3 separate regions of the Homo sapiens genome follow, and all the other regions are linked to region 1. A link is a loop called in an ENCODE intact Hi-C map of the cell type or tissue named here. Cell type or tissue: GM12878. All regions are shown on one strand.

Region 1 (8,000 bases):
TGGCATAATAAAGTCTATTATTTATATTAAGTGTATATAATTTTAGTGAAGAGAAAATAATGACTGCTATATATTTGACTGAAAGTGATTATATTTTAATCTAAAAGCCAAAGTGAGTGCAGTGAGCCCTGCTAATAGCCAGCCATGCCTGTGTAATTTGTAGAGAGTCACCTCTTTGACATGCTGTTTCAAGACCTGTATTGTCTTCTTTCGGCAATGCTTGGATTTGGAACATGGAGTCATAGCTGCAAATCCTAATTTCCTGCAAGGCCAAATGATGGTTCAAGAAACAATATTCCATGGAGTAACCTTGATTTCTGCAATTGTGTAGGTCAGAGTCAAATGCACTCATCTGATGTGATGACAAATTAGTTCAAGGGCTTTGGCCCACAAGCTGCCACTCAAGGAGTCAAGCATGAATTTGAGGCACAAATGGGCAGTTGTGTATGCTATTGCGGTCTGAATAAATAGCATTCAGAAGCACTAAATTGATTGCATACCCAGGAAAGGAGAAATAATTGGGCGAATGAAGTTTGTAGCTGGTTATTTACACACCAATGTGGATTTTTCAGTTGAGAGGCACATAATTATTACAGGTCCAGTGGAGGAGTTCTTGGAGAATAGGAATTACACATATTCATGAATAATTACGTCAGTCTCTTATATATTCCATTATCATTACACATTTCTTGCATTTATTATACTTCTCAAGGTATGTGTGAGCAAAGCTTGTAACACAAAGTACTTTCCTCAGGGATCTATAATGTTTTGGTATTTTGAGAATTTATTAATTCAATATTTTTATGGGCCCTAGGCATTGTAAGGAAAAATTCAGTTCAAAATGGTTTTGTTAGAATGACTGAGGAGGTGTAGTTCAAAGATTGAGGTTAAGTCCCAGTAACTGTGTGACCTTGAGCAACTAAGTCACTTTAGCTGTGTAAGCACCATTTTCATCACCTACAAAATGGAATGCTGCCTATCTCATTGGGTTGTTGAGATAATGATATATCATTGCATCCAAGATTGCCTGGTGAACTTAAAAGCCCAGTTGCACTAGATTATCATTGTTTTACGTTTGGTGGAAAGGGACAGCCAGTTGTTTAACATTGCTTGATTCCCGTTGACTGTACCTGCACTGGGCTACCTCTGCTAAGGGTGTCTGTTGGGACTTGGGAAATTTTGATGTGACTGAATTGTGAGATGATATTATCACATGTTGAGAACAGAGAACAACCCAGTCTTTACCACTTGGTGGGGACTGATGCCCATGATGGTGCTGGCTAGTTAGAATGTCAAAGCTAGAGTGGTCTCCTGGGGCTTCAACCACCTAGCAGATAGCTCGTAGTCTAGTGTTTCCCAAATGGTTTTGCAAAGAATTCCAGTCCTTTGGAAGCAGAATTTTATGGCTCAACAAGTTTGGTAAATGCTGTATGTGCTGGCTCCCTCTTAGAGCTAGCATTATAAATGTGTATGTGTGATATAAGTTGTGCTTTCTGAAATATAGAAACTAGCCCCATCTGGCTATTTAACTACAAACTAATTAATAAAATAAAAAATTCAATTTCTCCATTACACTAGCTACATTTCAAATGCTTAATAGCCATATGTGGCTCATGGCTGCCATATTGGAAAGTACATACATAGAACATTTCCATCATTGCAGAAAGTTATGTTGGACAGTGCAGAAAAGGCTCTGAGACCTCTTGCAGCAAAATTACTTATTTAACTTTGTTCATTTCTCAAGCCTTTTAGTACCCAGCAGAGTTGCCATTCTGTAAGACACTGTTTAGAAAATATAGTTTGGCATCCTTGGAGAGATGATTTTTTCTGCCTGAGTATGGTGTTCTAGGAATCTGCTCTGCAGCTCCTGTATCTTTGCAGCTTTTCAAATCCTGCTTCTGTTATGACCACAGTCATATTTATTTGTGTTCTTGTCCATGATGAAAGAGAATTATTTTGCTATTATAAGACATATCCCCCGATGCTTCATATCTCTGTTAAATCTTCCAATAGCCAGTGTTCCCTCGGTTATAGACACAGAACTTCAGGGTTGGGAGAAATCTTAGAAAGCATATAGTTCAATTTTTTTTATTCTTATTTTTGAGACAGGGTCTCACTCTGTTGCTCAGGCTGGAATGCAGTGGCATGATCACGGCTCACTGCAGCCTTGACCTCCTGGGCTCAAGTGATCCTCCCTCCCCAGCCTCCCAAGTAGCTGGACCACAAGTATGCATCACCACATCCAGCTAACTATTTTTTAAAAAAATTTTTATAGAGACAAAGTCTCACTGTTTTATCCAGGCTTGCCTCGAACTGCTGGGCTCAAGCGATCCTCCCACCTCAGCTTCCCTATGTGATGGGATTACAGGTGTGAGCCACTGCACCTGGCCTAGTTCAATCTTATTTTACTTATGATACAACTGAAGCCCAGAAAGATTATATGACTTTCCCAAGGTCACTCAGTTAATAGGACAGTTCATACTCCAGATACCTATTTCTTATTAATGCTGTTGGTTCCTCTCTTCACAATATGAAAAAAAGCAATTATTAATGGACTAGGATTGTGTCAATGGTTATATGAGTTTTATCTCTAGTTAGAAATCTTGCCTATCTTTGTGAGAGTAGGCTCTGAATAAATGTACTCTGTATTTCTTAGCCTAATATGTATTTGCATGTTCTGACTCCATAGAACCCATCAGTGAATACATCACTCTTCACTCAATTCCTTCCCACTGCTTTGTGAGAAAGTCTTTGATGATTTTCTGCAAACAGCCAATAGTATCTTCTTGAGTTTTCATCTACTTTTGTACCCACTTAGTGCTCCTTTGATTAGAGATTCTAACTACAGTATCTGCTTTTCACTTTTTGGGACATGGAATATAAAAGTGGGTGGAAATTGCAATCTGCATAATGGAAGAAAAATTGCACTCCTACTAGTTTATAGAAAGGTTGACATTTGCTGTGAAGCGTTCAGTTCCCGGGTTCTGGTCAGATATGCATTTCTGTGCTCACCACTGTGGAGAGGAAGGTACCACATGGGGGTGTCACGTAGGTTGTAAAAGGAAGACGGTTGTCTGTCAGGGTAGTGTCCCAAGAGAAACTGCCCTATTACGGCTGTGATCTGGAATGAATATACTTCTGGCACCTTTACTAGGATGTCAGTGGGAAAGTCCCATTAGTCATCTTTGCCAGATGGGGGCTTCCGGACACCTCCGCATGGCTGTACATGTCTGTATTAATAAAAACACTGAAGCCACATGGGTTTTGGCCACACGTCTCATCCTGTCGACCCTCTGGCCCTGCAAGGATTACAAAGAGGGAAATAAGTCATGGAGCCTGATCTTTGAATGGTTTTACTTTTGAAATGTGGGAGATGTTATGTTCACTATTTCTCTTGGGATAAACCTCCAGAGAATTTGGAGCTTTAAGGGCAGAGCCCACTTTAGGCTACCCTGGGAGCTCTGAAAGAGGTGCCTTTCCAGGTGATTCTGATAAGCTCTGATGTTTGAGAATCACTGCTTTGAAGAAATCACTCATTTTCTCAGGATGTCATCAGCCCAATAAACAGTGATACAACTTAATTGACATCAAAAAGAATGATACCATTATCTTTGTTTTGACTTCACTGAATTCAAATTTTGCTCTTCTTCATACAGAAGCTGGTATGAACATCCTGGTTAATGACCGCATACTATAGAAGAAGCCCGTTTTGTTTTTCTGCTGCCTGCTTGTGGTGTCACTTTCTGTTCTATTACATGTAACCAGAGTCAGAGGAAATTCTGGCTCAAGATAGAACCCAGAGAGTAAAGTCCCCTGAACTTTTTCTTCCACTGGGTACTCCGCCGGCGATGAATGATCAGGTATTAGGGCAAGCCCTAAAATGCATGCCCAGGACCAGACCCCTTGCTCTGTTCTCTCCTGCTCCGTGGAGGTGATGTGGCTGTTAGTGGAGTTTGTTGTTACGGGTGGACTTGGTCAGTAGGAGCTGCTATGGTTTGAATATGTCCCCTAAAGTTCATGAGTTAAAAATTGAATTGCTGGCCAGGTGCAGTGGCTCATCCCTGTAATCCCAGCACTTTGGGAGGCTGAGGTGGGTGGATCACCTGAGGTCAGGAGTTCGAGACCAGCCTGGCCAACATGGTGAAACCCCATCTCTACTGAAAATACAAAAAATTAGCCAGGCGTGGTGGCAGACACCTGTAATCCCAGCTACTCGGGAGGCTGAGGCATGAGAATCGCCTGAACCCTGGAGGCAGAGGTTGCAGTGAGCTGAGATCATGCCACTGCACTCCAGCCTGGGCAACAAGAGTGAAACTCCGTCTCAAGAAAAAAAAAAAATTGAATTGCCGTTTTAACAGTATTAAGAGGTGGAGCCTTTAAAAGGTGATGAGGTCATGAAGGCTGTGTCCTCGTTACTGGATTAATGCTGCTATCTGGGTTAATTATCTCGGGAGTGGGCTCCTGATAAAAAGTTAAGTTTAGCCTCCACTATCTCTGTCTGTCTCTTCTGCTCTTACCATATGATGCCCTTCCGTCAGTCATGGCATAGCAGAAGGTCCTCACCAGATGCATCCCCTCAATGTTGGACTTTCAGTCTCCAGAACTGTGGCCAAATAAATCTCTTTTCTTTGTAAATTACCCAACCTGTGGTATTCTGTTATAGCCACAGAAAATGGACTAAGAAAAGAGCCTATCTGATTGCCTGGATCCAGAGCTTTATCTGCAGTGGATGTAATCCTCTTCTAAGAGGGGAAGCTCCGTATAGAGAAAACAGCCCCAGGAAAAGAGCCAGGAGACCAGAGTCCTGCCTCTGACTCTCCAGTCAGCCAACTGGTGGTCCTGGACATGTGTGTTCAAGTCTCTAGGCCTCTCTTTCTTAACCTGTAAAATGAAGTTGGTGGTAGCGGTGCAAGTTAAACTGGATTTACTAAATCCAGTGGCCTCTTTGTCATTTTATTTATATATCAGCTATAACATTTAATATTGTTGATCATTTTCTCCTTAAAATATTCACCTTTTTGGCTTTTGGGTCACCATTTTCATGTTGGTTCAACAAATGTTATTGGATTAGGCATTGTCTTAGGGAGTGAGAATACATGTAAGACAGTTTTTGTCTTTGAGGTGCCCACAAGATATGTAAACATCATCTAACAATTTTTTTCTCTCTCTGCTCCTTCCTTCAAATCTCTATTTACTTCTTTAATTTTTGTTTTTGTTCTATAACTAACTGTCTTCAACTTCTCTGTATATCCTCCTTGGAAGATGGTACTCATCACCCTGGTTTCAACTACCATTTAGATGTTGTGGATTAAAAACTATTTCTCTTTAACCATGATTCACCCTCACTCACCCTTGAGTTATGAAGTTTTATTTATATCTGCATCCCAGTCATTTTTACCTGGGAATCCCTCTGGGATGTCCCATTCAAAAAACCATAAACCAAACCCATTTTACCTTATCCACTGCTTTCCTTCTGCTATTAAAACCCACTCCTCCTGAGTTTCCAATCCAGGGCATTGCCATCCATTAAGTCACTCAAATTAGAAACCTCAGAGTCATGTACCTCTTCCCTTTCTCTGCATCTAGTTGGGCACACAACTTTTAGAATCCACCTCTGATGGATTCTGATTGGCCTTTGTCCCCTTATTCCTATTACTCCCATTACTGCCCTAGTAGAGGCCCAGGTGAGTGCTCATTGGGATATCATCAATTTTAAAATGTCCTTCACATCCCACACTTTATCATCTGCAAAGCCAGGAAGCATCTTACAGGCAGCAGTCATGAGGGGGACACCATGGTCTGTGCGTGTGCATCCAGACTTGCAGAATAGGCATCAGGCACTTGGAAGAAAATCCCAGAAACAACAGTGGAGCTTTATAAAAACACAGAATGCTCCCTCCATTCACATTCTAGATAGCTTTTGAGTGGACAGTGCTTCAGAAGAGTCAGATTCTGAATAGAAAATAAATGTTAGAAATACCTTGACCAAATTATTTTGCTTATATTTTCCCATTTATGTATGTGCAAGGGTGATATATGATAAAAATCTGACAGTATAAGTATAAAGGATCCCTTTTAGTAAGTATAAAATACAAATTCCAAGTGATAAGAAACATTAGGTTATTGTTTAATTGGCAGACGTGTTCTTTCTAGAGGTGAATATAATAGTGGTGTGACATCATCAATGTCATCTTAGGCTTGAAAAAATACAGATAAAATGCAAAAATCTCTGATCAATCAATACTTTCATTACTCTTTTCAGCCCCTCCCACCTTCAGTGTCTTCTCTTCTGATCCGTTTTTCACGTTGCCATTGGCACACCCAGATCTGATTATATAATTCCAATACTTAGAAATATTCTGTATGGCAGAGGTGCATCAGAGTCACCTGGAGGGCTTGTGAAAACATAGATGACTGTGCTTTAGCCCCAGCCCCAGAGTTTCTGATTCCATAGGCCCAGGCTAGGGCTGGGCCATTTGCATTTCTAATAGGCTGCCAGGTGACACTGATGCTGCTGACTGCTCAGCGGCCACACTTGGAGAATCACTGCCCTTTGGTATAAAGTTCACACTCCTTTATGGCATTCAAGGCTCTTTCCCAAGGATCCTTGCTATACATCTGCAGCATCATTTTTCAGTGTTCTCACACACTTTATTCTCCATCATGCTTGGAATTCTCCATTCAGACCATGGAGGGTACTTCTTGATCTGTGATTTTTTTTATACACTGCCTGATAGCTCTTAAAAATTATTCGACTTTTAAGATACAGTCCAATAAACAAATTCTTCAGCAGAAAATATTTCTTTCAGCAGAAAATATTTCTTTTACTTATCTTTCCCAAAGAGGTAAATTTCAGGATGTTTATCTATTAAGATCAACTTCTAAGATAGCTAAGCTTACTGCTCAGGCTTTTCCAGTAATTAGAAAGATATTCTTTGGGGACCATCAGGTCACAAAGTTTGATGGGGTTTTCCAATTTTCTGGATTATCAATTTGGCAATCATCCCTACACTAAACACAGAATTTATTATGAGTCAATGGAGTCATTATTATGACAATTTTAAATATTTATAAGATGTTGTAAATATATATAGTACTGAAAAGCACTTTAAACTGCACCAAGCCAACAAAATCCTCCCTATTTCAATGTATTTATAGTTCAGGCTCATAAATAATATAACAAGATAAGAACTGTGGGAAGTGGGAGCATAGGCAGAGTGGGAATACAGGAGGGTGATGTTAAGGTGTGCTGTGAAGCAGACAAACCCTGAATTATGGCCTGCATTATGTCATGGCTTTTCCAGATGTGTGGTCTTTGACAATGGACCTACATTTGAAGTCAAATAAGGGTTTAAGCTGTATGTTTTTAGGGGGAGTTGCCACTTTGTTGATTTGTTTAAGTCATGGACTATTTCCTGAGTAGGAGTCTTTACCAGTTTTATATATTGTGCATGTATGTTCATGTACATACATACACAGACACATCTAGACTCACACACACCTAGAGCCACACACACACCCAGACACACACACACACACACGAATTCTTAATCCATAACAACTTCAGAAATGCAGAGTTAGTGGATGTAAGTATTGTCCTCTGGTCTGCTCAAGTTTCATGAATACAATTTTCATCCTTTCATTTATTCATTGAATGAACGCTGGAGTACATAGTGTATGCAAACCTTATGTTGACCCTTAACATGCAACAAATAATAAGTTTACACAATAATAAATGAATAAACAAATGCCTTTATAGAACTCAGAATACAACAGGAACAACTTAGAATACAATTATTATACCTGTCTACATTTCCAGCATTTCCAGAACCCTTTCCATGTGCCAGGCTCATGCTAGAATTTCCACACATTTTATCAGTTGACACAACTATGTAAAGTTGAGTACAATTATTATTCCTGAGGATATGGATTCCTAGGGAGGCTAAGAACCTCATCCAATATTACATAGCTTAACAGTTGTAGAGCCAAGATTTAAAGCG
Region 2 (8,000 bases), 91 kb after region 1:
TCAAGCGATCCTCCCACTTCAGCTTACGAGTAGCTGAGGATTTATATTCTTTTGCATAGCTCAACCCCAGGAAAAACCTGAAAGATAGTATCTCAAGCTCTGATGCTGTGGTTGAGTCAATTTGGTGAATAAATTTCTCTAAAGAGGATGGGACATAACTCTCAGTTGTGTAGCTGAGTAACAGGAAGTAAGACGTGATTTGGAACAATGATAAAAAGGACATAAATTAATGAAGAGGACTATTTTTAAAAAAGGAAAAAAAACCACTAACAGTCAACAAGTCCATAATAACCCTAATAGTTAACAATAATCAATAAGGAGTTTAGAAAAGCCCCAGTCCTAAAGAAAAGGATCGGATACATTAAATTCAGAAAAAATAGGCTTTTGTCGACTATTTACACACAACAGAATTCATATTAGAATATTATTTTTTAAATGCTCTCAACAGGCAAAATGAAAAATAAAACTTCCCCCACCCCCTCTTTGGCAAATGGAAGGAAATGTCCTCAGCAGACTTATTCAGAGGGTGTCCCTGGTCTCAAGGTTCTGTCTCTTGGGGCATGTGGGTCCACTAGCCACACAATCCAAACATACTAGAAACATACACAGGAAAATATAACCCAGGCTGTTTTCTCCAAACCTAGAGCTTCCATGAAACCACTGTGAGCCATACACAAGGATCACATCACTTCCCCAAATCACACATTTCAAATTATAAAAACAGCCTAGAGAGAAGTTTCTCCCTCCTGATTTGAAAGAGAGTCACCTCTGGTCAATCCTTATCCACTTCTTTTGTTGGTTCCTTCTTTTCTTGGCTATCTTTTAAAATAGAAGTCTCCTGTCCTTGACTTTCTTCTCTGTCACCAACCCCTCCCTTGAAAACCTCATTCTCATTTGCTTTTGTATCTCCAGTGTAGAAAGACCTCTCTCCTGAACTCCAGACTCATTGTACACAAGTGTCTACCCTTCCTCCAGCATATTTCTCAGATATCTGAAACCTATCACATCCAAAGGTGAACTTCTGACTTCTCCCCAAACCTCCTCCTTCTAAATCTCAGTTGATAGCAACTTGAAGCTTCCAGATATCCATGCCAAAAACCTCAGAGTTCTTCCTAAGTCTCCTCTGTCACATCTAGCATTGGTTCTACCAGGAAATTCTGATTCAAAAATTATCCAGAATGTGACCATGTCTCACCACCTCTGCTGCTGAACCACCCTGATCTGTATCTTTCCTGGATTATTGCAACAGCCTCCTAATCTTTTGAAAACATTACTCAGATCATGTCACTCCTCTGCTGAAAACCCTGCATGGTTCTGGTTCCATATTTCTTTTTTTTGTTTGTTTTTGAGATGGAGTTTCACTCTTGTTGCCCAGGCTGGAGTGCAATGGCACTATCTTAGCTCACTGCAACCACCACCTCCTGGGTTCAGGCGATTCTCCTGCCTCAGCCTTCCAAGTAACTGGGATTACAGGCACCCCCCACCATGTCTGGCTAATTTCTTGTATTTTTAGTAGAGATGGAGTTTCACCATGTTGACCGGGCTGGTCTCAAACTCCTGACCCCAGGTGATCCACCCGCCTCGGCCCCCCAAAGTGCTGGGATTACAGGTGTGAGCCGCTGTACCCGGCAGGTCCATATTTCACTCAGTAAAAATGAAAGTTCTCAGAACCTTCCATGGTCTGGTCACCCTCCTTGTTACCTCGCTGATGTCATTTCCTACAGCTCTCCCCCTCTCCTCCAGCTCTCCACCCATACCAGCCTCCTTGGGTGTGTTCCATCCTAGGGCCTTTGCACTGCAAATAATCCTTTTCATTCTGGTCACCTGCATGCTCTTCACTCAGGTGACCACGTGGCTTACTTCCTCACTCCCTTCCAGTCTTTGCTCAAAAGTCATCTCCTCAATGAGACCTACTCTGACCACTGTTTTTAAAACTGTAGTCTTCCCACTATATTCCCAATTCCCTTACCCTGCCTTACTTTTTGTTTCCCTGAGAACTTTTCATCTTCTGATATACTGAATAATTTACTCATTTACTATCTGTCTCTGCTTGCTAAACTGTAAGCACTGCCAGGTCATGGAAATTTGGCATATTTTATTCACATAGTAGGTACTCAATAAATATTTGTAGAATGAATGAATTATTGATTGACTTGGCTCCTGGCGTTAGTATTCAGCAATCCTATGGGGGGCAGGGAGTCCCGACAATCCTGCTGTGTCATAAGAAGGGTGTATTGCATTTAAAAGACTGAACAAGCATCCTCTTCCAGTAAGGAGCACTGGGCTTTGTACCTCTGCAAGCCCACGCCTTGTCCCTGCTGGCTTCTCCCTCCTGGCCCCAATGCCCACTTGCCTTGTCAAGTACCTGGCCACGCCAATGGTAGTCCTGGGTAAGCTCTGCCTCATATCAGTCTGCTTGGGCTCTGGCACCTTCTGCCACCCAATCCAACCCAAATTTATATAATTCAACAATACCAGCTGACCTTGTATGCTGTGGTCAGTCACTGGTCTAGCGCCAGGCTTCAGTAGGTAGAGGCATGTGTTTAGATCTGGTATCTTTAATTTTAGATATGGTGTAATGTACATCCCCATCACTGCCTTGGAACCAAAAGGAAAGGACAGTGATACCAAACATAATGACACCTTATAGCCTAGCTCCTTGAGGGCCATTTCACAGCCCTCCTATCTTTAGAATTGTAAAATGCCGGCCGGGCACAGTGGCTCATGCCTGTAATACCAGCACTTTGGGAGGCCGAGGCAGGTGGATCACAAGGTCAGGAGTTCAAGACCAGCCTGGCCAACAAGGTGAAACCCCATCTCTACTAAAACAATACAAAAATTAGCCGGGCTTGGTGGCATGTGCCTGTAATCCCAGCTACTCGGGAGGTTGAAGCTGGAGAATTGCTTTAACCCGGGAGGCGGAGGTTACAGTGAGCCAAGATTGTGCCACTGCATTCCAGCCTGGGTGACAGAGCAAGACTCAGTCTCAAAAAAAAGATTAAAAAAATTATAAAATGCCTATCCCTCAAAGTTGTAAGATTTGGTCGAGAAAGCTACAGATTCATTTCAGAATGAGTAGTCAGGGTGAGCCCCCACAGATTACTGAGAAAGCCATCAATCCCTGTCATCTCAGAACTGCTGATCATCATCTCATCTTTCTCTTTGCTCCAATTAACTCTTACTCTTTGGTTAAAACAACTAAGTTACGGGGGAATTAAAGGAAATTCTGTATTGACAAATACATGGGGCTGAACGGTGAATATATGCTAAGTAAGAAAACATATGTCTATTGGAAATTTAAGACTCTTTCCAGATGTTTACATAATTTACTTTTTCTTTCACTATACATGTAATGATTTAAAATGTTTTTTCCATGAAAGAATAAATTATGTTTAAATAGTAAAATGCCTATTGGCCTTGGGTTCTTCCAGGGAAGGCTACCAGTTCCCTTGGAGGTAAAAGCTAAGAAGTAACTAGAGGAGCAACATTGCTTCTGAGAACCCACACTGTGCCAGCCACTGTCATAGACATATGTCAGCTTGTTAGATCTTCAGAAGCACCATGAATGTTAGATGTTATACCTGTTTTACAGATATGGAAATGATGGTTTAGAGGGTGAAATAACTCGTCCAAGGTCACACAGCTAGTAAGTGGTGGAGTCAGGTTTTAAATCTAGGCAAGGCTATACTAAGTACCTGGATCATACCACACTTCTCCCCACTTGAGTCATGGGCTACTGCAGTTGGGGAAATGACTCAGACTTAGAGATAGTGCACATGTACATTCTCTGGAATAGTTCCTGGTATTGAGTAGAGGCTCATTGCATGTTAGTTTCTCACATCCTTTTCTCTAGGATGATTTCTGACAGCACATGAAGTCATGAAGGGGACACACATGAAGTGTGGCCTTAGATTAAAAGTGTGCAGTGTAATCATAATAATACCAAATAGTCCCTACTATTTGCCAGGTGCTGTACTATGTCATTTATGTGTATTAATTCATTTCATCATTTCAACAATCCCATGAAATACGTTCTACTTTTGTCACGCCGTTTAACACTTGCCAAGGTTTCACATTAGAGCTGGTAAATGAGAGAAATGGGACGTGAACTCAGGCAGTCTGTCTCGAGTCCAAGCCTTTAACCACTATGCGATACTGCCCACTAAATTATTAGCCTGCTGTAGTCTAGATACTGTGTACATATATATGTGTGTGTGTGTGTGTGCATATATATATATGTGTGTGTGTGTGTGTGTGTGTGTGTGTGTGTGTGTACTCCACCCTTGAGAATTGCGTTGATATGATTCTCTGGGTCCATCTTACAATGCCATATTATGATTCCACAATATGAGATTGTCCATTATCCTATTACAATGGCTTAATCAGACACATGCTATGAGCCAAGTGGTGGAGATGCCTTCAAAACACCCAAAGGAGTTGGCCAAAGCCGAAGAGGTTGACTTACAGCCCCACCACTCTTCAGCTCCAGGCACTGCACTGGAAACATGCACAATAAGGGAAAATTGACATTGCAATTTGAGTTGCAGATTGTACTGATGGTGTGGTTTGAATAAATACCATGCCCTTTGAAAGTCTTATATTATTACGCTAGACACATGAGGGTTTTCCTATTCCTATTGCAGGCAATAGGCAAAAATCTATCTTCATAGCTGAAATCTGTTTTGGAATTCATTGCTGCCTTTCTGGAAAGACACTGTTTAATTCTGTCTCCTGGGTGTGTGACCCTATGGTCTCTACCTTCTTTGTAGATCTGTGAATAAAGCTCTTTGTAATGAGGCCACTTTTTGTGCAACAACAACAAAATGTTTCTGAGAAGGATGTTAGAGCCAGACTTTCTTTAAGTAGTGGTGTCTGGTGTTGTTTACTTTTAAAATAGTTTCTAGTGCAAGGGAGAATTGTGTCCTAGAAGAACTGTCCCAAGGAGCTCATGAACAGGAATAATGGTTTGTACCACTACTTTCTGGAAAGCAAACGGGGATTTTGATGTGAACCCAGAAAGGGGTCGGACCACATTGACATATATTTTCTGGTTTCTAATCTTACCTCCACTGCCATTATGCACTGCATTACACAACCCTCTACCCTAAGGCCCAGCCACCCTACAGCCTTTTATCAACTCACAGAATGGTCTCAGCACAGCATGAATCTAGATGAGGGCTTAGGGACCCGTGGGTGGCCAGACCTCAGGCTCTGGGCATCAACAGGCAGACCTCCAGTTCTGCCCTGAAATAGAATTATGATATCATTGTGAGCCAATCAAATTGCCTGTCTGAGTTCAGTCCTGGATGCTCTGGGGTGGTAATTCCCAGATGATTTGATCTATGGTATTTTCTAGTAGTCTAATTTGATAATGTCATTTAACTGAAAAATATGTCTCTCATTATTATTATTATTATTATTATTATTATTATTATTATTATTTGCCAGTGTAGAAGGAAGTTAAGAAAGGGGGATTAACTTTAATTTTTTTCAGTTTAATGGAACATATACTAAGAAAAAAATGTCTCAGTAAGTGATGCTCACCATCCACTCAATTGTCCAATCCAAAATTTTAACCGGGAGTTGTTTATGTGTCCTCTCTTTCACTCGCCGCTGATGTCCAATCGATCAGTAAGTCTTGTCCTGTCAATTTCTGAATTTGGCTATTTTCGTCATAACCACTGTTAAGATTCTCATTCAAGGCATATCAACCGTCCCTTGTCTGGACCAATGCAACAGCCCCAACACTGATGTCCTGCTCCCCGTCTTGCCTCTCTGTCTCCACACAGAGGCCAGAGAGGTCTTTGTAAATAACAAGTCATATTATATCACTTGCCTGCTTCAAGCTCTTCAGTGCTTTCCCTTCCCAACCAGATGAAAATTCTGATTCCTTACAATGGATGGCCTGAAAGATATCGCATAGTGCCTGATCCCTGCTTCTCTCATTGACCCCCTCTCTCTCCACTCACAACTGCATTCACAATATTCAGGCACATTAACCTTGTCCTTGCTTCAAAGCTTTTGCATTGATGGTCACTCTGCCTGGAATGCTCTTCTTCTAGATCTTTGCACAGCTGCCTCTTCCTTATCACTCAGGTCTAACTCAAATGGCACCTCCTCAAGGAGGAAAAATGCATATCATGCCAACTTGCACACTTGTAGAATTCCTGCTCCTGTGCTCCAAGTATAAATGCCATGAGGGTCGGGACAGTGCCAGTGCTGTTCCTTCCTTTATCTGCAGTGCATAGCACCATGTCTTGTTCAAAAGAGGTATTTAATAAATGAATGAATTAATTCATGGATCCCAGCTAATTTGGTTGTTTACTGCTGGGGAAGTTCTCTAGCATGATATGTAACAGGCTCTTATAAACTGCATTGCACTGCAGTCCTATGATGATAATAAAAAGCACACTGATCTTTAGTTGGTTTTGTTACAGTTTTAAAAATTTCTACAGAAAATGCACCTTCTTATTTCCTCCATGGCATGGGCCATTCCCACTGCCTTGCCTTTGGTATGGTTCTGGGAAAAAATAATAGCCTTCCTCATAGCATTGAGGGTAGAAGACAGAGTCAGCTGACCCATGGAACATAAAATATTCACAAAAATATTCACATGAGAGGGAGTCACAAAGCAGTGTCACTAAAATGTACAGAAATAAATCACTCCTGGTACATAAGCAATTAAGGATAGAAATTTTGCAGAGCATTTTGGAAAAGCACCTGTATTAGACAGGATAGGTAGGATTGTGCTGCAGTAACAAATGACACAAAAATCTCAGTGGATGAGCACAGGTTTCTTTTGTTTGTTGTTTTTCACACCATGGTACCTGTTCATTGTGGAAGGCTAAGAGACTTCCCATTCATTGTAGTGACTCTGGGACAGAGGCTTTATCTGAACATGGGGTTCATGTTTGTTGAAGTGGGAAAAGGGAACATGGTAAAGTATGTACTAGCTCTTAAAGATTCTGCTTAGAAATGACACCTTTCATCTACAAAGAATTCAAACAAATTTCCAAGAAGAAAACAAATAATCCCATCAACAAGTGGGCAAAGGATATGAACAGACATTTCTCAAAAGAAGACATTTATGCAGACAAAAGACACGTGAAAAAATGCTCATCATCACTGGCCATCAGAGAAATGCAAATCAAAACCACAATGAGATACCATCTCACACCAGTTAGAATGGCGGTCATTAAAAAGTCAGGAAACAACAGGTGCTGGAGAGGATGTGGAGAAATAGGAACACTTTTACACTGTTGGTGGGACTGTAAACTAATTCAACCATTGTGGAAGTCAGTGTGGCGATTCCTCAGGGGTCTAGAACTAGAAATACCATTTGACCCAGCCATCCCATTACTGGGTATATAGCTAAAGGATTATAAATCATGCTGCTATAAAGACACATGCACACGTATGTTTACTGTGGCACTATTCACAATAGCGAAGACATGGAGCCAACCCAAATGTCCAACAATGATAGACTGGATTAAGAAAATGTGGCACATATACACCATGGAATACTATGCAGCCATAAAAAATGATGAGTTCATGTCCTTTGTAGGGACATGGATGAAGCTGGAAACCATCATTCTCAGCAAACTATCTCAAGGACAAAAATCCAAACACCACATGTTCTCACTCATAGGTGGGAATTGAACAATGAGAACACGTGGACACAGGAAGGGGAACATCACACACTGGGGCCTGTTGTGGGGTGGGGGGAGGTGGGAGGGATAGCATTAGGAGATATACCTAATGTAAATGACGAGTTAATGGGTGCAGCACACCAACATGGCACATGTATACATATGTAACTAACCTGCACATTGTGCACATGTACCCTAAAACTTAAAGTATAATAAAAAAAAGAAAAGAAAAGAAATGACACCTTTCACTTTTACTCATACTTTAATGATCAAAGGAAATTGCATGATCACCCATAACTTCAAGGGATCAGGAATATATAATCAATACCATGCAACTGGAAGGAGACCTGG
Region 3 (8,000 bases), 72 kb after region 1:
TAAAAGAATTAAGCCATGAGTTACTCTCAGAAGTATTGCTATAAACATTTGACCTCTGCTACCATCCCTGTTGTAAGGACTCATTGAACACTTACATGTTGCATGGTGCGTGCTCATTAATTTTTCTATTGCACTAAAGTTAACATTCTACATAGATATCAAAATTATTCCTACTTCACGAGTCTGTATCAGAAAAAGATTTTCAAGACAAGTGCCATTGCTTATGACTTTTCTGAACATAGGTCATGGGAAATCTAATCAGCATCAAAACTATGCTAGCATTTCTCATATTTTATTTTGAAAGGACAGCAAATGATCTCAGGATGGTACTGGCCCATCTCTCCAAACACTCTCTGTTGTTGCATGATAGAAGAGTGTGTGAGAATTCAAATGATAATTCATAATGGATTTGAAGGATGTCTTCTTTCTTGGTGATGAGGGGCTAGCATAAAGGGAACTTGGTTGACTTCCAATCCTTGAAGCTATTGCTTCTGATTCACTTCTGTTAAGCAGATATTTTTGGATAATGATACTATAGGATAAATGCTGATTAGGTCCATTGTTAGCAGAGGGGAGCTGAGCTAAAGCAATTTGCAAGTTGTGACTGTAGTTGCTTGATGAACTATTGAACTAATTGCCTACATTGCTGAACTAACTAAAGAATTTCTTTAAGTTAGAGGATGATGACAGGGAAGAGACTATTTACAAATAGTGCTTCTTGTACAGCTGGGTAGAATTTAGGGTCATTCATTTATGTTCAGCATTTCCAAAGGTTAACAATATGAATCATACAACTGAAATTGGCATCACATGGCTTTAGAATGTCACCACATCAAACACGCAGCTGGCGTCAGGGAAGGAGGCCTGATGTCATTGTATGTTTGGCCTATATGTTTTCTTAACCCAACAGCTAGCTTCCTGTGAAACAGTACATCCGCATGGAATGTCTCCGTGGACTACACGTAGAGTTCAGGATACTTCTGCCATCTTAGTTGTGTGAGTGAGCCAAATCACACAGCCAAATGCCCATTTGGAAAATAGGTTCTGAATTTATACACATGAAAAACCAAGGGAAAAAGATTTGCCTATAGAGAGATCACACCAAGGATACTGAGCTGGGGATGATTAAAATAAAAGTGACATTGACCAGGTAAAATTCCATTTTAGGTGACTGTCGCTGTCACACAGTTCTAGTGATACATTTGCAGCAACCAACTTTGCAAGCTACAAAGGATCAGCCTTATGATCCAGATTTGGCCTTTGATTTGGGGGATGCTATTTGCATTATGGCACTCTTCCTGTGATGAGCTTTATGACTTCTTATTACCCAGTACATAAAACTCTGCTATTGCATTGTGATGACTATTCATTTTAATCTTGAAGAATTTATAACCTGACTCGAGGTGAGTGATTTAAAATAGAAAAACAACCAAAGACATATGTTACAAATACCAGTGCTTCCCCTGAGTTCTCTGAGGCTAGTGTTGGGCTCTCTTGAGGCCAGCATGGTCATGGTTTCTGCTCTACCACCTCTGTGCATCATGAACCTGGAGTGTCTATACCTTCCCCATGTTTAGAACGGACAGATTTGATGGATGAAGAGTCTCCAGCTAAAGTTTCCTGAGGGAAGGTTCTGTCTCTTATGCAGCATTATATAAATCTAGTGTCTGGCATGGTGCCTAATGTATAGTGGGAATATAAGTATTTTGATTGAATGAATAAACAAATATAGATGTGCACATGGGAAGTAGACCACACAGGAAAAGTTACTGTGTATTGATTCATTTGCTGACTAGCAAATAGGATGTTTGGAAATAAATTGGTCATATTGCTATTACCCTCCAAATAATCACATTATTTCTACAGATTGCAATATAGGCATAAGCATCATGTGAAGTAGGTATCCATTCTGATTATAAAAATAAGGTGGTGCCATCTGGGAAGTGAGGAGCGCCTCTGCCCGGCCGCCCCATCTGGGAGGTGAGGAGCGTCTCCGCCCGGCCGCCCCGTCTGGGAGGTGGGGAGCGCCTCCGCCCGGCCGCCCCGTCTGGGAGGTGGGGAGCGCCTCCGCCCGGCCGCCCCGTCTGGGAGGTGGGGAGCGCCTCCGCCCGGCCGCCCCGTCTGGGAGGTGTACCCAACAGCTCCGAAGAGACAGCGACCATCGAGAATGGGCCATGATGACGATGGGGGTTTTGTTGAAAAGAAAAGGGGGAAATGTGGGGAAAAGAAAGAGAGATCAGATTGTTACTGTGTCTGTGTAGAAAGAAGTAGACATAGGAGACTCCATTTTGTTCTGTACTAAGAAAAATTCTTCTGCCTTGGGATGCTGTTAATCTATAACCTTACCCCCAACCCCATGCTCTCTGAAACATGTGCTGTGTCCACTCAGGGTTAAATGGATTAAGGGCGGTGCAAGATGTGCTTTGTTAAACAGATGCTTGAAGGCAGCATACTGGTTAAGAGTCATCACCACTCCCTAATCTCAAGTACCCAGGGACACAAACACTGCGGAAGGCCAAAGGGTCCTCTGCCTAGGAAAACCAGAGACCTTTGTTCACGTGTTTATCTGCTGACCTTCTCTCCACTATTATCCTATGACTCTGCCACATCCCCCTCTCTGAGAAACACCCAAGAATGATCAATAAATACTAAAAAAAAATAATAATAAAAATAAAAAAAAATAAGGTGGTGCATCGAATGGCAAAGTGATTAGGAATCCCTTTGGACAGTTCATTCGTAAGGAATTTGATTCTGAACTTTAAATTCCTTCTGGTAAGGTGAGCTAGCTTGCTTTAGCTAACACTTGCTCTGCCTGATTCTTGCATATCTTGATGCCTCTGTTATAAAGCACAGTAGTGACTAAATCAGTAGAAAACACTGCAGCCACTCCATGGGTCAGGGGGCTGGAGGGGATGATATTTAAGGACCCTTCTGTCCCTGAATTGTTCTAAGCCTATTAAAAAACCAACAAAATAAGACAACAAAAAAGGAAAAAGCCCACTTCCAGAAGCAGTCTTTTCTGTGAAAAAAAAAAAAAAAAAATTAATCAATCTATTATTTGGCATCTTGTTGAAAAGGCACAGTTAAAAAAAAAGATTATGAGACAAGTTTTTTTAATTTGCATTTCTACAAGTTGCTTTGCTGTCATCTAGAAATGGCTCAAGCCTTATGTTTCGGATCTTAGCATGAGTCAGGAGGGGCTTAGCTTCTGCCCCCAACCCTTATCCACCTGCTGATGGTGATGGGGAGGCTTTTGCATTTGTTTCCATGTCAGCTGACCCTTGGGCTTGGGTTCTGGAGCTTGCAATGTCCCTCACAGGGACAGGGACTGATCCTGGAATTGGCCTGGCAGTGTACTCACCCAGCGGGGTGAACTCAGACAACCGACAACTTGGTGACTTCGACAGATGTTTTTGTCTCAAAGCCTTGGGCACCTTGCCCTGCTGTCTCGCATGCAGAGGGTGATGCCTGGCGCCCTGCCTGGTGCCACCAGGAATGAGTGTAGCCCCAGGGAGTACTGCCAAGTCATGTCGGTGAGCTGCTTTCTGGGGGCCAACTGGCCACTGGATAAATGTGTTGGTCGGCGTGTTCAGAACAGTCAGGGGTCACACTAGCTTAAGTATCTCACTGCTTTATGTGGCTGTAACTTCTAAGTCTATGTTCTGTGTTTCAAGCCATTTTGTTTATACATTGCATGTGCTTCATTGTGCAATTGTGGTGACTGAGGGGGTTCATTGGACAGAAGCCATAGGTTTCACGGTTGTGTCTGTAGCAAAATATTAGTGGGAAAACATGCTGCCCCGAGTGTATTCTGGTTCAACTCTGAAGATTGAAGTCACCTAAACAATAAATAAGAGATAAACCCTGCCAGTCAACAACAGATTACATAGACCCACTTTTGGTAAAGCATGGTGCAGTTGAAAAGCACTGAGCTTGTAGTCAGGAAGCCTCTGCATATTCTGCTTCACCATTTATAAGCTGGGCCCTTGAATGTTTTCAATGTATTTTAAATTTGGTCCTGTTCCTATTTTAATAACTTTATTTTGTATTGAAGTATCTCTCAAATTAAAAAGAAAATGAGTGAAGAGGTTGCAAATTTATCAGATTACTTAAGTCTTTGTGCCTCAATTTCCTTACCTGTATAATCGAGTTCATTTATTCATTCAATACACAGCCACAGCAGTTGAATATTTTCTCCCTGCTAGGCACTGGCCTGGGTCCTGGGGGTACAATGGGGAAGAAGACAGACTGGGTCCTGCTCCTGTTCCAGGGAACAGAGTCATTATTCAGGGACAAATCCCAGAGCAAAGAACAAGGTGCTCTTGCAGAGAAAAGAACCCAGAGTCATTGGAATATGGAGGCCAAAGAAAGTTATTCTGCTGGGACCTTAAGCTCCATCTAGAGGTGATGTTTTGCGCTGAGCTAAAAAGATGAGCTGGGATTCTGTCAAGACTTGGAGCAGGAGCAGGGTGAGTGCATTCTGAACAAAGGGGAAAGTGTGTTTGGTCACATGAGGCAATGAAAGAGTATCTGGAAACAGGGAGATGCTGCTCCTGGAGAAAGACAGAGTGGCAGAAGTGCGAAGCGCAGCAGCAGTGAGGTGTTGTGCCTGTACTACCTTACTTCACAGAGGTGCTGGGACCATCAACTATGACAACACTCTGCAGGCTAGGAAAATGATTAACAGAGGTTTTTTTGTTTTTTTTTTTTTCTGATTGTGAAAACAACAAGCATTACATTTAAGGCCAATGTGATTGACAGGATTTGGTGATAGAGTGCCATGGGAGCTGAGGAAGGAGAAACTGAGGATGAGTAGTCATGGATTCACAGACATTAAAGTGCAGATAGTTTTATTTAATTGTAGTTAATTTAGGAAATACACGTTAGTATTAAAAAAAAACAAACCCTCCAGAATCTCTCCCCGGAGAAAGAACTGTAACATTTTGATGTGTTTCTTAACACCTAGGTGTGATTCCTTGTTACTCTCTGTGATGTTTAAACTGAGACCTAAAGATTAAGAAGGGAGTGGTAGCAGAGACATGGGAGGTGCCTCCAGGCAGAGATGAGCTTGTGGAAGGCCCCGAGAGGGGAGAGACCGGCCTGTGGAAGGACCTGGAAGAAGATCAGGGGGCTGGAGTCGAGGGTGAGAGCAAGAGCAGTGGGATGAAGTTGCAGGTTGGCAGCCAGATCACATGGGACCTTGTGGGGCATGCCCAGCATTTGGGCAACTGGGAAGTTTGATGAGTTTTGACCAGGAAACTGATATGCCATGGTCTTTCTTTTCCCAAAGACCACTGATTGTGGGAGGCAGGTGTGGAAGCAGGGAGACCAGATACATTCTCGTGAAAGATTATGGTGGCAGTGGAGATAGAAAGCATTACATTTAAGGCCAATGTGATTGACAGGATTTGGTGATAGAGTGCCATGGGAGCTGAGGAAGGAGAAACTGAGGATGAGTAGTCATGGATTCACAGACATTAAAGTGCAGATAGTTTTATTATACTCAGATAATAGAAGTGAACTGTAGTTAAGATGTTTCTGATTTCCCCATATTTTATCAATGCTCTATCATCACTTATCACTGATTCTTGTGTTTTTCCACTTTAGGCCTTGAAGAAATGCATGTTGGTCGAGAAGATTGCTTTACTTATCCCCTTTGTTTTCTGCCCTTCCTTCTCTCTACCCCTAATTCCAGGAATTTCCATCCCTTTCTGGGTGCTGGTCAGAACTCATAACTCGGAGCCACACCCATGATGTGGCCTAAAGGGGAGGCAGAGGAGACTTGGATGAGCAGACACAAGACATCCCAAAATGTGCTGGACAGGCAGGGGAAGGGAAGTGCTGCCCTTCCTTCTGATGTGGAACCTGCCCTCCCCACTCCCACACTCTGGATGAATCTCTTGCCTCTCTTGATCTTCTAGGTTAAACCAATATCTGGAGGTAAAGCTGAGTTGCTGAAGGTCTCATGAGTAGATGAGAAAACCAGTCTTAGTTTTCTCATCTACTGAGAAATGAGAGAATGAACTCCAGTCAGCTTTAGAACACTGACAAAAGTCAAAGCTGATGGTTTGACATGGAGTTAATGTTGACTGGTTAGGATGACTGGCTGGTGGTGAACTGGAATGTTAGCAGTGGGTATCTCTAACTCGTGAGATTACAGGTGACATTAATTTTCTTCTTTGTAGGTCTGTGTATTTTACAAGTTTTCTGCAATGAGCACGTGCTCTTTAAAAAACCTGATGAAAAATCAGTTTTATTATTGCCATTGCTGTAAAATTATATATACTTCTCAAATTCACCAGTTTTAATAACTATGTGAAATGTGTTTAATTTTAGGGAAAAGATGGCTTAGTTTTTATTGAAAGGAATTACCATTCTGTTTCTTTTGAATGACAGAGCTGAGAGCCCCTAAAAATAGATTGCCTATTTGTAAATCTGCCTTGTATACTTGGAAGTTTCTAAGAAAATGCAAATTGAGATTTTACTCAAAATGTTTAAAAATATAAGTAGTAGGCCAGGCATGGTGGCTCAGGCCTGTAATCCCAGCACTTTGGGAGGCCGAGGTGGGCGGATCACGAGGTCAGGAGATTGAGACCATCCTGGCTAACACTGTGAAACCCCGTCTCTACTAAAAATACAAAAAATTAGCCAGGCATTGTGGCGGGCACCTGTAGTCCCAGCTTCAGGAGGCTGAGGCAGGAGAATGGCGTGAACACAGCAGGCGGAGCTTGCAGTGAGCCAAGATCATGCCACTGCACTCCAGGTGGGTGACCAGTGAGACTCTGTCTCAAAAAGAAAAAAAAAAAAAGAAAGAAAGAAAAAAAATAAGTAGTATATCTAAGAACTTTAACCATATGACTATCATATATAAGCTGTGGCATATGTGTGTATGTGTATACACACATACTTATATATATACACACACACACACAATATACATTTACATACATAAAATTTACATATATAATATACATTTATACATATATGAAATCTTTGTATCACCCACAGAATTTAACTTAGTACCAGAATATTAGTTTTAGTATCTCAATAATTGGTAAATAATTGTTGGAAGTATGTGCTATTCTGGATTTTACTTATTAAAAATGGTAGGAAATGCAAATGACAGGAGGGAGCTTACTTTAAGTTTTTTTTTTTTTTTTTTTTGAGACAGGAGTCTCTGTCGCCCAGGCTGGAGTGCAGTGGCACGATCTCGGCTCACTGCAAGCTCCGCCTCCCAGGTTCACGCCATTCTCCTGCCTCAGCCTCCTGAGTAGCTGGGACTACAAGCACCCGCCACCACACCTGGCTGATTTTTTTTTGTATTTTTAGTAGAGACGGAGTTTCACCATGTTAGCCAGGATGGTCTCGATCTCCTGACCTCGTGATCCACCCGCCTCAGCCTCCCAAGGTGCTAGGATTACAGGAGTGAGCCACCGCGCCCGGCCAAAGTTTTTAAGCTTTTTAAAAACAGCTGTATGTTTGGATGAAAAAAATCAAGTAGGTACAAATAAAAGGACTTGATATAAGAGCAGTACATCCAGAAAGGAGATAGAGGCTTTAATTTACTAAGATCTCAATATGATGTAATGATTAAAAATAAAGAAATATAATTTTAGGCTGCATTAATATAATACAGTATCTTCAACAAGCGATATAGTACTTTTCACTTAAAAACAAGCCCTGTGTAGGCCGGGCATGGTGGCTCATGCCTGTAATCCCAGCACTTTGGGAGGCCGAGGTGGGCAGATAGATCACTTGAGGTCAGGAGTTCAAGACCAGCCTGGCCAACATAGTGAAACTCTCTCTACTAAAAATATAAAAATTGGTCAGGTGTGGTGGAGCATTCTTGTAGTCCCAGCTACTCAGGAGGCTGAGGCAGAAGAGTCACTTGAGCCTGGGAGGTGGAGGTTGCAGTGAGCTGAGATTACACCACTGCACTCCAGCCTGGGCAACAGAGACAGAATCCGACTCAAACACAAAGAAAGACAACCAAAAAACCC

What was found. Hi-C counts contacts between places; a loop is a spot of excess contacts. Peaks named below come from ENCODE experiments on the same cell type or tissue, not always from the same donor. Only the 100,000 strongest peaks of a DNase experiment are listed, where the experiment ranks them.
Region 2: a loop joins it to region 1, with 6 times the contacts of the local background. A loop is called at or near these places in 2 of 110 quality-filtered maps.
Region 3: it touches region 1 in a loop (2.1-fold over the local background); 3 of 110 quality-filtered maps call a loop at or near these places.

What each region holds. Positions count from the first base shown.
Region 1 is chr13:42,402,780-42,410,779 of GRCh38, forward strand. No RefSeq gene overlaps it. Among named protein-coding and RNA genes, the nearest start is that of LINC02341, 18 kb to the right of the region's middle. RefSeq lists enhancers at 2,807-4,006, 3,100-3,509. In GM12878, a CTCF peak has its summit at 3,037; DNase peaks (open chromatin) are centred at 3,152 and 3,732; H3K4me3 peaks cover 1,089 bases; H3K27ac peaks cover 5,262 bases.
Region 2 is chr13:42,494,245-42,502,244 of GRCh38, forward strand. No RefSeq gene overlaps it. Among named protein-coding and RNA genes, the nearest start is that of LINC02341, 73 kb to the left of the region's middle. RefSeq lists an enhancer at 1,783-1,882. In GM12878, a CTCF peak has its summit at 4,483; DNase peaks (open chromatin) are centred at 3,122 and 3,747; H3K27ac peaks cover 4,194 bases.
Region 3 is chr13:42,474,328-42,482,327 of GRCh38, forward strand. The region is part of intron 3 of LINC02341 (long intergenic non-protein coding RNA 2341); the gene reads left to right. Among named protein-coding and RNA genes, the nearest start is that of LINC02341, 53 kb to the left of the region's middle. In GM12878, a CTCF peak has its summit at 4,399 (motif pointing left); a DNase peak (open chromatin) is centred at 4,434.